Linked DNA regions of Homo sapiens: region 2 is linked to region 1. The links are chromatin contacts, found by Hi-C in ENCODE. All regions are on one chromosome and are shown on one strand. The core of a region is the stretch at or near the end of the contact, and the rest is flanking DNA. Distances in the headings are between cores, read along the strand shown.

Region 1 (7,534 bases), core at 1,713-4,212:
CAGCACCTTCTCTGGCTCATAGGTTGGTGGAGTCTTCAAACAAAAAATCCTTACTGCTATAATATGTATTCATGTATCTCCTTTCTGTTTCTTGAGGTTTATAATTTGTGTTAGTTTTTTTCTTACATTTTTAGTGTCTTTTTATTCTACCTATTTCATTTTCTAACCTCTTCACTCTCACTCCTGAATCCTAAATTAATCACCTTTATTTTTCTCATTTTCTTCCGGAAGCCTCTTCTCTGGTTTCTCCTTTTAAAGCCTCTGGAGTTCTCTCTACATTCATTTGGCAGATGTTACTGGCTAAGTTATTCATTCATGTTAACTGGCCCAGCTGTGTAGGCCTCTTCTTGTTTTGATGTGAATTGGACCGTTTGAATAAATATGTTTTAATTTTGTCATTAAAGAGATTGTATACAATTTGTTTGAAAAGGATGAAATATGGGTGCCTTGTTCTTTTAAAGTACCTAAATGATTTTTTTGTGCACATAGCTTAGTCTTTTGGATTTATGTGTCAATCAATTGACCTCCTTATCTATATTCATCCATCCATCCATCCATCCATCCATCCATCCATCTTCCACTTATTCTTCTATCATGTCTTTTTGGCTATCTAATCTTACCTTCCCTATCTTTAATTGAAAACAACATTGTGGGAATTTAACCCCCCCGCCTTGCTACAATTCTCTTTCTCATGTGTACTTTCTATGTACATATTTCAAATGTGCTGTTGCTTTCCCTGTAACAGTTAGAACATCATTATGTCCCTCTAATTTTAACACAAATTGCTTGTTTTCATTGTTGTCATTTTTGAGAATAAAACATTTAGTCTTGGCCTGTTAAACAGAATTGCCAAAAAATATTTGTATATCTAGTCTTTTTCTCTGAAATAGGCTTAAAAAAATCTACTTCTGTTGATGAATTGAAGCTCTTCTATTTTCTGGAATTTAAATGATTACAAATGATACCCTGTGAGTTCATCCTGATTTCATTAATAACCAGAGTTCTTACCTCGGTATCTGTCTGGGGAGCTGCTCTCATCAATGCCGAGTGAATCCACACCACAAATCTTCCCCTGAAAGCCTTCCTGCTGTCCTCCCTTCACTGACGTGGCTTAGCTTTTCTTATCTTCTGCTGAAGCCTTAATGGAAGACAAAATCGACAGGCTAGCATGTTCTGCTTGGCTTCTTTTCCTGCCCCCTCCTTCTTTGTTCCTTCTCTTCTTTATCCTGCCTCAGTTGTCAGCTTTATTCAGTCTCTCCTGTTTAGACTTCCCATCTGCTGCTGGCAGTGGGTACTGTCTCGGTTTCTGCGGAAATCAGGAGAAAAAGCAATATTTAGTCCATCTCAACTTTCACAGTTATTTTCTTTCTACTATTAGCTTTGAAGTTCCTACTTTCCTACCCTGAGTGTTGACATCTTTTGTTTGGAGCGTATTTGTACTACAGCTTTCTCTCTCCCCCTCTAAGTTAGCTCATATTAACCACAGCATCCAGTCTCATTAGCTTATCTATTGTAAATTATTTTCAACTCCCTACTCTAAACAAAACGGGAGGCCAGTTCATACTTCCTGACTTATATATGTTACAACCTGTATAATAAACTTACTCTATGCAGATACCCATTTCTAACTCTTTCCAGTGAAGTGGCCTATTTAGGACCATTTAAAACTATATTCGAGTCCTATTCGCTTTGCCTTGAGATGGTTGCAGTCACCTTATTTTTTAGTACATGCAACTGGCTTTCCTTGTTTTCTCTTTCAGAATCTCGGAAGTATATTTTTTTAAAAAGAAAAGTATTTTGAAATTATAACACAAAGCTAACTCCATGTCAAAAATATTTGAATAAAAATTCTATTAGAATAAACATATTTGGATTCTGTAAGACTATAATATATAATAGTTGGATCAAGGAGGGTGAATACATTTTGTGGATGTTATCGTGTGGAAGATTATGTTTTACTTTTTTATTCATGGTAAAATTTTAAGGGGAAATAACAACAAATATTTTTCTTTCCCATTTATTTCTAGTAAAAGTTATGTAGCTTTTTTTGTTCCTGATGGAATTCTATAATGACTAAGTCACTGAAACACTTGCATCTCTCTTAGGAGGGACGTGTGGAATTTTTTCACAAAAGAAAGAGCATGTTGTTATAAATGCTTCATGTAACCAGTTTAATACATCACTGAGTAAGAGACACACAGAAAACAATTCCTCTTATTTGGTCCTGGGAGACTGGGCATATGCCTCAGTGTAAAGGTGGGAGGCTTGTGAGTGCTTATTTCCTGGAAGTTGAGAAGCGTCTTTAGTCTACTGTGTTGACAGCAAAGCCAGGATCAACAGATTGTTTTATTAATTTGTTGTAGGTTGAGTTGCTTTTGCCTCTGGGCATTCCTGTGTTCAACTGGGGCTTTTGCCAAAAAAGCCAGAACGCCCTTAATCTCCTCTTTCCTCATGAAACTCACAGCTTTGGTTCGTCACAGATCTTGCAGATCTTGGCGGTGCTCTCCTACTCCCCAGTTTTGTCTCAGCACCATATGGCTTTTGACAAAGTCAGGCCACAGCTTCAACCTAAACAGCTTAACATTATCGAAAGCCCAGCCCACTGAGGAAATAACAGTTCTCGTTTATTTCTGTAAGTCATCTGGCTGGGAGTGGGAAGAGGGTAGGGAAGTCAGTGTGGTGAGGGATGGGGAACATGTGAAAGATGCAAGGAAAATAGGTGGATGTGGGAGTGGGGAGGGGGCAGTTCTAACAGATAAGATGTAGTGGATTCTGAGCAATATTTTCCAAGTCCAAGAAAAATACATTGCTCATATTCATTTTTTCCCCCTAAGGATAATGAACTTTCACCTGGATTTAAAAAGGAGGAGCCAAAGTCTGGTTTCAATTAACATGTTTTACAATATACGGGGGTGTTTTCCATATTGCTTCCGTAGCTTGCAATGGATGCTTAGGACATAACGATGTCTTACATACTCGGCTGTGGGAATGTGATGTCAGAATCCTCAGGGCTGGGGTGTGGGTGGTGTTGTTTGCCTACACTGAGGTTCTGTGTTCCAGACCTCACCCAACTGCATGCTATTTTTGGCTTGCAACCTCCTACCAGGCAAGCCTGATGAATGTCTAACTTCAAGGGAAAAAGAGAAGAGCAAAATGTAAGGAGCTGAATATTTCCCCCCGCCCACATCAAATTTCACTCCACCCTGTAAGACCTGGAGAACCAGAAGCAAGTTTCAAACCTTTCCACTAAGATCCACAGCAAACTGTGACTCCTGAATGAAGATGATTCTAATGGTGGCAAGAAACCAAGAAGGCCAGATGCTTCATTTTCTGGTCTTCTAAGAAAAGACAAATGATGTATCCATCCAGTGTATAATTTCATGAACTAGCAGAACACTTGGCCTTGTGTAAACACTCGGTTCCAAAACCCAGAAGCAAAGAAACCCAGTAGAGAAAACCAGCTTTATTTTTTAAATCCTCTGATGAATTTGAGGTTGGGAAAGGAAAACACACCATAAGAATGACTACTATTGTTCTGGATCATGATTTATCTTCAGTCAGCTTGTGAAAATTAACTAGGCTACTTTCCTGAAGAGCTGAGGAGTGGATCTGAGTTATATAAGCTGCTCATCTAACAGCATAGAAACTGATACACAAAGGAGTTAGCTTTCTTGAGTTCACCTTTAAAAGCTCAGACCTCAAGAAATCTGCACGTCATTCAGCTCAGGCCATGCCTTCTCCCTGCTGGGAAACCTGCTGTGGTTCACTTCCCTCTTGGACTTGGTTGGCCAGACGGTATCTAGCCCTAACCCAGTTTTCTAATCGTACTTCCCACTTTTAACTTTTTCTTTGCTCTCCAAGTTCTTTATATCTAGGCCCCATTGGTTTACTTGCTCTTCTCCCAAGATACCAGGGATTCTTTGGATGCTGAATATTGCTCATATTTTCCTTCTGGAGTTGGAATGTCCTACCCGCCTATCTCAAATATGTGGACACTGACCTTCCCTTTAGGAACCAGATCAAATGTCATGATATCCACAGAGCTTACTCTAGTTAGCCTATTTAGTCTAATGTATAGCACAATGGGTAAGGGAACAGCCTTGGGTTAGCTAGGCCCAGGTTAAGGTTGTTTTTCCTTTCCTGATTATATGACCCTGGCAAGGTACTTGAGCTCTGAGTTTTTCAGCCCCTCCTCTGTAAAAAGAATGATGAATGTAGAACCAATAAATAGGATTAATAAAATTGGGATCAACTCAACAAATATTATTTCATGAATTTAAATTTCAGGGATAAAAAGAAATTTCAAATCATCAAAGAAGATATTTATACATCTATATCTATTAATATCTATCTAAGTATATATTTTGGCCTATTCCAGAGAAAAAATGCTAGACCCAGTAAAATAGTTTGTATCAAGTTCATTCTTCCATTTGTTTGTATATTGATTTAACAACCATTTGTTGGATAGCAAATGTATGCCACGTATATGTTAACATGTATAGTTTATTCTTTCTTAAGGTTTAGTTTGGCAAAGAGTGCCAAATTATGAAAGACCTGGGCCCATGGCTCACATCTGTAATCTCAGCACTTTGAGAGTCTGAGGTGGGATAATTGCTTGAGGCCAGGAGTTCGAGATCAGCCTGGTCAACATAGCTAGACTCCTGTCTCTACAAAAAATAAAATTAGCTGAGTGCAGTGGCATGAGCCTGTAGTCCCAGTTATTCAGGAGGTTAAGGCACAAGGATAACTTAGGTCCAGGAGTTTGAGGTTGCAGTGAGCTGTGATTGTACCATGCACCCCACAGCCTGGGAAACAAGAGTAAAGCCCTGTCTCAAAAGAAAAAATTATGTAAGAGAAGTGTAGGATGTTTAGGAATAACAAAAGGGTGAGCTGAACTATCTTGGGTTCAGGTTTTGGAATTAGCCTCCCCTTGGGCCTTTCTGCTTCTGGTTTTATCCCTTTTATTTATTTATTAATAATAATAATAATAATAATTATTATTATTATTATTTTGAGACAGGGTCTCACTCTGTCAACCAGGATGGAGTGCAGTGGTGCGACCATGGCTCACTGCAGCTTTGACTTCCCAGGCTCAAGCAATCCTCTCATCTCATCCTCCTGAGTAGCTGGGACTACAGGTATGCCTCACCATGCCTGGCTAATTCTTTTAGTTTGTTGTAAAGATGGGGTCTCGCCGTGTTGACCAGGCTAATCTCAAACTCCTGGGCTCAAGTGTTCCTTTCACCTTGACCTCCCAAAGTGCTGGGATTACAGGCGTGAGCCATCACACCCGAACATCTCTTTTATTATTATTATTATTTTAGAATTACATCAAAACCAGAGTGATTATTCTCAATCTACTTATGACAGTTCTCTCCTTCAAATTCTTCCATGATTCCCTGATACTTGTGCAAAGCTGTCTTTGAATGAGACATGACACAGATGTCTCTTCTGGTCTTCTCAGTCAAGTCATCTTTTCTGTTTTTCTCCTCTGGCAAACCCCTCTGGAGAGAATAAATGTCTGCTCTTGGGGGTCTGGAGGTGTAGCTCTAAGCATACCACTGTAAGTTCTAGATTTCATTGAAATCCCTTACAAAGTTATCCAAATGTTGCAACCGTGCCACAGTATCTGAGTTTATTATACAAACGTTGCAATCCACACCACAGTATCTGAGTTTATTTTAATAGAAAAATAAGAGTGTATATTGTCATGCCTGTTGTTAAGTAAACTGTGCTTCTAAGGCTGGAAGAACCTTTTGACATATTTTCTTCCAAGGCTCCAGGTTGAGAGAAGGGAAGGCTTTACAGGATAAAGTTTAAACTCATAAGCATGAGATATGAAAGGTTTCATGCCTTGATCTCTGCTGATACTTCCCAGCATCTTCTGTCTCTTCTTCCCTTCCTCTCATTACCAACCTAAGTACAGCCTGCCTGACTTAGTTGTATGCTGCCCTGCCTTGCTCCTCTTCAAGGTTTCTCGTTGATTATTATGCTGCCTTGAATGTCCTTCGTCTCCTTGACAAATTCCAACTAACCCTACAAGACTCAGACTCCCAGAGGAGAGACTATTTTAGCTTTGCCCAGCATCCTTGGGTAGAGTTAAAAACTTCCTTCTTCATGATCCTATTGCTCACTGCTTTATGTCTATGGTATCACACTTTTATCTTTGATGTAGCCACCTTCTCTATTGAATAGGAAGCCTTTGGAAGCCAGGGACTCTTCATGTCCCGAGTTTCTAGTCTGTGACTGAATACAAAGGAGTAATTCTAACAGCTGGCATTTTGAGCCCTTAGGTTCCAGACACTGTTTTATGTAAGTTATTAGTAAGTAAATTAAATAAATATATCGTCTAATTGTCACAGAAATCTTCTAATATATTATGCCCATTTTATACATGAGAAAACTGAGGCACAGAGAGGTTAAGTAACTTGTGTAAGGTCACATAATAAGAGCTGAAGCCAGGATTTGAACCCATGAAATCTGACTCCAGCGACCATCCCCTTAAAAATATACTCTACTGTATGCAATAATTATTTGATGAATGAATGAGAACAAGTTATACAACTTGTGATTCACTCTAGAAATATCAAGTGGACTATTTTCACCCAGAAATAGAGTCTGAAATTGAATTATGAAGGAAGGTATATTCACATGTGGCCACTTCTCATCTGTTATCTCTATACATGACCCAGAAAATCAGCTCCATCCAATGGTAAGCCAGTGATGACTGCTGACAAGGAAAGGCCTTGGCAGGAAAATGGGGGTGAGCTGCTCTGGCCCTGCAGGGCTCCAGGGACAGCAGCCTGAGCTAATTTACACGGGCTTGGAGGACCTCTGAGATGCTGAGGAAGGTACTTTCTCCCAAGAGCCTGAAGTAGCCTCTAAAGAGATCAGCTAAACTCTGTGGTTCTCCCATGAACCTGGGCTGGCCTTAGCTCATAGGACTTCTGAAGACACACCTGTACTTTTGGTTCTAATTCACCTTGACCCACGTAAGCCCACTGTCATGAGATGAATGATCAGAGACTGGCTGGCCCTGCCTGGGGTCCTCTTCCTTGACTCCTAGGACTGGGCAGCCCCTGGGGGAGAGTGTGACAGGGTGGTGTCTACCCGGTCCCACATCCACACCCTTTGAAAAATGGTGGAACATTTCATTAGTAATCACAAGGGCTCATTTTGGCTGAGTAGGGTAATTGTGGTTACTGATGTTAACAGAGCAAAGCAATGATGCAGACTACCAAGGGGTATTTATAGTGGACTCTGGAACATATAAGATTTTTATTTAAAAAAAGATACCCTGGATCACTGTCTATGAGAGGGTAAATTGATTTAAATTTTCCGGAAAACATTTTGATTATATGTATCAAATACCTTAAAAACTTTGATACCCGGCCGGGCGTGGTGGCTCACGTCTGTAATCCCAGCACTTTGGGAGGCCGAGACGGTGAAACCCCGTCTCTACTAAAAATACAAAAAATTAGCCGGGCGTGATGGTGGGTGCCTATAGTCCCAGCTACTTGGAAGGCTGAGGCAA
Region 2 (7,534 bases), core at 2,781-5,280, 34 kb after region 1:
AGTAGCTAGCTAAAGAATCAAGAATCACCCCCAAACCCAATGGAAGATGAACTTAACTGTGGTTTGAGAGCATGACTTAGAAATCTTTAGAAAGAGTTTTTAATCATTATAAAAATAATACACTTCCATAGCAATAAAAATTCATATAAGGCTGAAGGTATAAAAAGCCTTCCTGCTGCCCACTACCTACTCCCCATTGACCCTTCCAAGTTCAAGGAGAACTTCTTTTGTTTGTGTGTCTTTATCTTTTGGCAGCTAGCTGACCAATGTCACAAGCAGACATTTACCTTTATTATCTGCCTATTTTGGATTGAGGAATTTAGTTCACTAAGAGAAATCCTACCCCACCCTCAATTTTGTTTTTACTTGTCTTTTTATTTTCAGATATTCTATTGGTAACTTTAATAATTTCAGATGATATAGTTAAACATACATATCTTGATTTATTATATGTAGCCAACACTTTAAAGGAGATTACATGAGAAAATTAGTGTTCTTATAGTGTTGTCTGCCCTCAAACAGTCTCTACCTACTTTTTCCATTTTTTTATTTTGTTTTGCACAAGTACATTCTCACCTTTTAAAGATTATCTGCTTTTTAAAGAAAGATCAATGGGAAGGAATCTTGAATATTATGTCTGAAAGTCTGTATTTTACTTTTATAGTCAATTAGAATTTTTCTGCATACAGAACTCTAGATTCAAAATAATTCTCCTGAACTTTGGAAGCCTTCGTTCTTCTTTTTCTAAAATCCGTGGTTGCTGATAAGAAATAGCATGTCAACCTGATTCTCTCTTTTTTGTAAGTAAGTTGGGTTTTATTTGTCAAAATTTGGGAGATCTTCTCTTCAATCTTCATGTTTTAAAGTTTTTTATGTCCTTTTTCTTTCATTCTGTTCAGTACTATATAACCTTTTAGCCTGAAGACTGGTCTTTTGGAAAATCTTTCTTTTATTGTTTCTCAGATAATTCCCCCCTCCATTTTTATTGTCCTTCTCTTCAGGAACTCCTATTAGAACACAGTTGACTGCCCTGATGGGTTTCCTTCTTTCTTCCTTTAAAATTCTTTTTCTTGATTTCCATCGTTCTTTCATTTCAACTTTGTTCCTTCCCCATTCCCCTGAATTATTTCTGAATCCCTTAGAGTTAATTTTTCTGTTGGCTCCTCTTTTATTTTTCTCTTGTACTCTTAATTTTCCTCACATTTCTGATAATCCTTTCTTGTTTAGTCATATTTTTAAGTGAAGGATTAGGTTGGTTAGTATAGGGAGCTGATGTGCATGTCTTTCATCTTCATATAGATCTTTTTCACTAATAGATCGCCTCCTGAATGTGAAGACCAATTATAAGCTTTGTGTTTTGGATGCAATACGTATTCAATGACAGCCTTCACGTTAGACTGCACGATTAAGGAAGATCAGGCAGGTTGGGGCTCCCAGGGCCCAGGTGAGCAGGGTCCTACTCTGGAATACCATCCCCATAATAGATGCCTGAGCTCCATCCATGTTGACAGCCCAATTTACTTAGAGCTCTGTATTCTGACTTCAAATGGCAACAACTCTGCATGAGCAGGGCTGGGGCTTAGCCAACACCAGTTATCCCTTATTTACTCAGGTCTTTAGACAATTACCCCTGTCTTGGGTCTCCTTCCCTAGGTACTCTTCATAGCTGACTTAGAACTGGGAGCCCTTCAGAAATCCTCTCTGAAGATGGCACTCACATCCACTTCAGCCTTTTCTTCACCCTTGCTGATTTGTGCCTATCTCTGGATTATCCATCATTTGGTTTCCAATTGTCTTTTGTTTTCCAAAAATTTATCTAGATCTTTTCTTACTTCATGCCCATACTTCCTTTTATGGGCTGAATTGTGTCCCCTTAAATTCATATGTTGAAGCCCTAGCCCCCAGTACCTCAGAATGTGGCTGTGTTTAAAGAGAAGATCTTTAAAGAGGTAATTAAGGCTAAATGAGGTCATTAGGGTGTACCCTAAGCTCATATAACCAGTGTCCTATAAGAGGGTGAGATTAGGACATAGACGTGTTTAAAGCAAAGACTGTTTAAAGCAAAGACACAGGGGAGAAGATAGTTATCTATAAACCAAGGAGAGAGGCCTCAGAAGGAAACAACCCTACTGATACCTTGATCTTGAACTTCTAGGCTTTAGAATTATAAGCAAATAAATTTCTGTTATTTAAGCCACCCAGCCTGTGGTATAGTACTTCGTCATAGCAAACTAACATGCTTGCCATACTTGGGACTTTTTATATATGAATTTCTTATACTTTACAATAATTCAGTGTGATTTTGGGAGAGGAAGTTAGTACACATGTTCTGTCTTTGATCTTGAACTGGAAGCCCAGAGTAACTTTTGAGTTACTATCTCTGTCTTAGTCCATTCAGGCTGCTATAACAGAATACCATAGCCTGGGTGGCTTATAAACAACAGAAATTTCTCACAGTTCTTGAGGCTAGCAAGTCCAAAATCAAGGCACCAGTAAATTTGGTGTCAGTTCCTGGTGAAGGCCTGCTTCCCAGTTCACAGATGGCTATATTTTCACTGTCTTCTCACATGGCAGAAGGGCAAGAGAGCTCTCTGGAGTCTTTTTCATGAGGGTACTAATTCCATTCATGAGGGCTCTGCCCTCCTGACCTAATCACTTCCCACAGGCCCCACCTCCAAATACCATCACATTGGAAATTAGGTTTCAACACATGAATTTTAGGGAGCACCAATATGCAGTGCATAGCAATTCCTGTGAATGACTGAGTATAGGAAGGTAGATTAGAAGGCCTGGGCTTTGTTTCATTCTCATGGAAAAACACAACCGTGGGTCTCATTTCTTGAATCTTTCCTATGTGCCAGGCCCTGTGCTGTGCTAAAGTCTTTACAAATATCACCTCATTTAATCATCCAAACACCATAGAGGGAGGGTACTTGATGTGGTTTGGCTGTGCCCCCACCCAAATCTCACCTTGAATCGTAATAATCCCCATGTGTCAAGGGCACGACCAGGTGGAGATAATTGAATCATTGGGGCCATTTCCCCCATTCTGTTCTCATGGTAGTAAATAAGTCTCATGAGATCCGATGGTTTTATATATGGAAGTTACCCTGCACAAGCTCTTTTGCCTGCCACCATGTAAGACGTGACCTTGCTCCTCATTAGCCTTCCACCATAATTGTGAGGCCACCCCAGCCATGTGGAACTGTGAGCCAGTTAAACCTCTTTCCTTTATAAATTGCCCAGTCTTGGGTATGTCTTTATTGGCAGCATGAGAACAGACTAATACAGTACTCTTATTACCTCTACTTTGCATGTGAGATAACTGAGCCACAGAAAGGATGAGTAATGCTGACCAATCGGCTGGGTATTTGGATGATTCAGGAAATTCACCCCACATGCATTTTATCAGATTTTAGTAAAACTTTAAATTTTGAAATCTTTGTATTTCTTAACAGTCATTTAGAGGAAGAATTATTTAACTGATATTTGAGGCAGTCTGTCATTGACATCATCCCTACTGCTAAATTAATTGCTAACCTTCCACTGGCTTTAACATTTGGCTTCCTCACTGGGAGCACGAATTGGACAGATTTTCACAGTGCTGCTTTTGATTGACAGCACTGGCTTAATGGTGGGTATAAGTGGAAGGAACTAAGAAATTCTACCTTATCTTTTATTAACTTTAACAATGTCCCATGTGTGAGTATAGCACAATCCCTACTCGGCAGGGAGATGGAACGTACACAGATAACTCTGGAAAGAGAGAGATCCAGTTTGGTTTCTTTTCAGTCTGTTTTATGGTCCTAAAACTACTACAAAAAATAATTAAAGCTTTACTCTACTTTCACAGTTCCTGGACCTTCAGCTTCATTGACTTTTGTCTCTGTTTGTTTCTAATTTTTCGATCCATTGGACATATTCTATCTTCAGTAATAGTTTCACCTTTGAAATTTTAAGAGTCAATTGAAACTCTTCCACTGAATCTTTTCCCCCCCTTTCGACTCATGAAATCCTCTGGCCTTGTGAGGTATCACAGCTGTGACATATCACAACTCTATCTCAGTTGAGCAATTTTCCTGTGGCTTCTCTTCATTCCCATTGCAGTCTGATTCACTTGTGTCATTCTCATAATTTTCTCATATGCTCCCGTAGTTCTTTTCCACCCAAATTATTGTTCCATTCTATGCATCCACAACTTATGCAATCTTTATGATTTTCTTTTTGCATTTGTATACCCATGAATTTTGTTCCTTTAACAGCTATTTATTATCTACTCTGCACCAATCATCAGATGTAGTGGTGAAAAGATGGACAAAATTTCTACTCTCAGCTTACATTTTGGTGATGGGAGATGGACAATCAACCCAGGTCAATGACAGATGCTGGAGCAGAACACATAGACATACAGGTGGGGGCCACTGCTTATCTAGGGTTTCCAGTTTCACTGAGGCCCTCAGCGATACTCATCTATTTATATTGTCTTTGATCTGCATTTTCTCCTGTTCCTTTCAGCAAATACTCTTTACTACTCATGCCATTATCTTGTCCCATCATGTTTAATAATAGCAGATAATCTTTGCTTATACTTCTCTGGTAAAAAGAGGTTATCAGTCATGGACTCCATTAATTTCACAACTCCTCTCCCTCCAGAGGCAATCATTTATATCACCACTTTTCACTCCCTCTTTCTCCCTTCCTGGTCAAGGTGAACCTCTCCACCTAGCTAATTAATCTCATTTATTCTGGTCACAGGACTTTTCATTATCTTTTTTTTCTAATATATCCATTATTTTCAATCCTCCCCATTAGCTTCTTCCTGCTAGCCTAGAAACATAATTTCTCGTGTTCATCCTTTAGTAATAATGGCTATCATTTATAGAACATTGCTCCATGCCACATACCTAGCTCTCATCTAATTTCACCCTCACAACAACCCAGCAAGGCAAGTATTACTATCTCTATTTAACTGAATTGGAAACAGACACAGAAGGAATAGCTACCTTTCCCAAGTTCACATGGCTTTTTAAGTGGTAGAACTGAGGTTCAAATTGAAGTTTGTTTGACCCTAAGCCTGAATTCTTACTACACCTGAATCCTCTGCATTTTGAAAGAACAGCTCTTTCTAGTTGCTGTCTGAGATCTCTCCTTTTCTTTCAGAGGCAAGTTTCTTAAAATTGTGTCTCCATTCCCAACCCTCTTTAATCAGGTTTTGCCCCACGATTCTGTGGTGCTTAGGTCACCATTGGCCTCCCAATTCCTAAATCCAAGGGACACTTTAAGTCTCAATCTTATGTGAACTCTATGTACCACATGGATTTGCTGTCCCTCAGAATTCTTGCCTTCCCTTTGGCTTCCATAATATTGTTCTATGCTGGTTCTCTTATGTGATAACCATGGCCTCTAAGTCTCCTGTCTCTCATCATTCTTTAAGTATTAACAGTCTCTGAGGTTCTTTTCTCAGTGTTCTCTCCCTTCCTCTTTCTTCATTTTTCTCTTTTTGATTTGATATTCAGAAGTCTTCCTGAATAATCTTCATTCCCATTTTTCACTCTTAAACTATATCTTTAGCTCTGACACCAATTAAAATAAAGACTGAAAAATATTCACTAAAATGAGCACTCTAGAGGTCTTTGTTGACCTCAGCTACTTCTCTATTGGTGCAGTGGTGGGACAGAGCCATGAAGGGCAGGCTGAGGAGTGGGAAGGAAGTGAGGAAAAGGAAACAGTAAGGGTAAACAACTATTGACAAACATGGCTATGAAAGGAGGCTAAAGCGTGTGATCCTTAGGCAGAAGGGCCACCTCCTTCATCAGAAGGAAGGACGATTATGCAGATGCAGGTATATTTGCTGAGAAGGAGGGAGATCCTGCCTATGAGGCAAGGTAGGAGAGTAGGTAAGTGGGGGATATTGCTGCCTTTGGAAAACACATTCTGCCACATGGTGTTGGGGAACAAAAAGCACACCAACCCTAGGTGATTGGTGTATGAGAGAATAAAGCACCTCCATTTGAGATAATTAGGTGGGAGTAGGTATCCTCAGGAAGAGCCAGCTTTTAGTTAATGCAGGGAAATGGAGGAAACCCTTTAATGCAAGGGGAAGTTGAGGTTGAAGGGAGCAATCTGATAGTAGAGTGGTGACTTGAGAGCTTAAGTGAGTGATATGGTTTGGCTCTGTGTCCCCACCTAAATCTCATCTTGAATTATAGTCCCAATAATCCCCATGTGTTGAGGGAGAGACCTGGTAGGAGGTGATTGGATCATACGGGTGGTGTCCCCCATGCTGTTCTCATGATAGTGAGTGAGTTCTCACAAGATCTTATGGTTTTATAAGTATCTGACAGTTCCTTTTTCACACACTTTCTCTATCACCTGCCACCACATAAGATGTGCCTGCTTCCCCTTCTGCCTTGATTATAAGTTTCCTGAGGCCTCCCCAGCCATGAGGAACTGTGAGTTGATTAAACCTCTTTGCTTTATAAATTACCCAGTCTTGGGTATGTCTTTATAGCAGTGTGTGAACAAACTAACACAGTAAATTGGTGCCAGGAGTTGGGCACTGCTATAAAGATACACAAAAATGTGGAAGTGATTTTGCAACTGGTTAACAGGCAGAGGTTGGAACAGTTTGGAAGGCTCATAAGAAGACAGGAAGATGTGGGAAAGTTTGCAACTTCCTAGAGACTTGTTGAATGGCTTTAACCAAAATGCTTATAATGATGTGGACAATGAAGCCCAGGCTGAGGGGGTCTCAGATGGAGATGAGGAACTTCTTGAAAATTAGAGCAAAGGTCCCTCTTACTATGCTTTAGCAAAGAGACTGGCAGCATTTGGCACCTGTCCTAGAGATATGTGGAACTTTGAAATTGAGAGAGATGATCTGAAATTGGAACTTATGTTTAAAAGGGAAGCAGAGGCTGGGCACGGTGGCTCATACCTGTAATCCCAGCACTTTGGGAGGCCAAGGCAGGCAGATCACGAAGTCAGGAGATCGAGACCATCCTGACCAACATGGTGAAACCCTGTCTCTACTAAAATACAAAAAAAAAAGTAGCCGGGCATGGTGGTATGTGGCTGTAGTCCCAGCTACTTGGGAGGTTGAGGCAGGGGAATCGCTTGAACCTGGGAGGCAGATGTTGCAGTGAGCAGAGATCACACCACTGCACTCCAGCCTGGATACAGAGTGAGACTCTGTCTCAAAAAAAAAAAAAAAAAAAGAAAGAAAGAAAAAACAAAAATGGAAGCAGAGCGTAAATGTTTAGAAAATTCGCAGCCTGACGATGAGATAGAAAAAAAACCATTTTCTGGAAAGATATTCAAGCTGGCTGCAGAAATTTGCACAAGTAACGAGGAGCCAAATGTTAATTACCAAGACAATGGGGAAAATTTCTCCAGGTCATGTCAGAGATCTTGGTAGCAGCCCCTCCCATCACAGACCCTAAGGCCTAGGCAGAAAAAAATCGTTTCCTGGGCTGAGCCCTGGGCCCTGGGCCCAGGGCCCAGCTGCTGTGTGCAGCCTCAGGACTTGGTGCCC

Evidence for each region. Hi-C counts contacts between places; a loop is a spot of excess contacts on that map.
Region 2: a loop to region 1 is called in a map of head of caudate nucleus, with 8 times the contacts of the local background. The contact joins two enhancer-like sites. A Hi-C loop is called at or near these places in 2 of 168 maps with a recorded cell type or tissue (endothelial cell of hepatic sinusoid and head of caudate nucleus).

The regions. Positions count from the first base shown.
Region 1 is chr14:58,862,654-58,870,187 of GRCh38, forward strand. The region is part of intron 1 of LINC01500 (long intergenic non-protein coding RNA 1500); the gene reads left to right. Among named protein-coding and RNA genes, the nearest start is that of LINC01500, 38 kb to the left of the region's middle. Within about 2 kb of position 2,963, at least 3 of the 41 ENCODE cell types and tissues checked have a DNase peak (open chromatin) inside an H3K27ac peak, as active enhancers do.
Region 2 is chr14:58,895,446-58,902,979 of GRCh38, forward strand. All of the region lies in intron 2 of LINC01500 (long intergenic non-protein coding RNA 1500), which reads left to right. Among named protein-coding and RNA genes, the nearest start is that of LINC01500, 71 kb to the left of the region's middle. Within about 2 kb of position 4,031, at least 2 of the 41 ENCODE cell types and tissues checked have a DNase peak (open chromatin) inside an H3K27ac peak, as active enhancers do.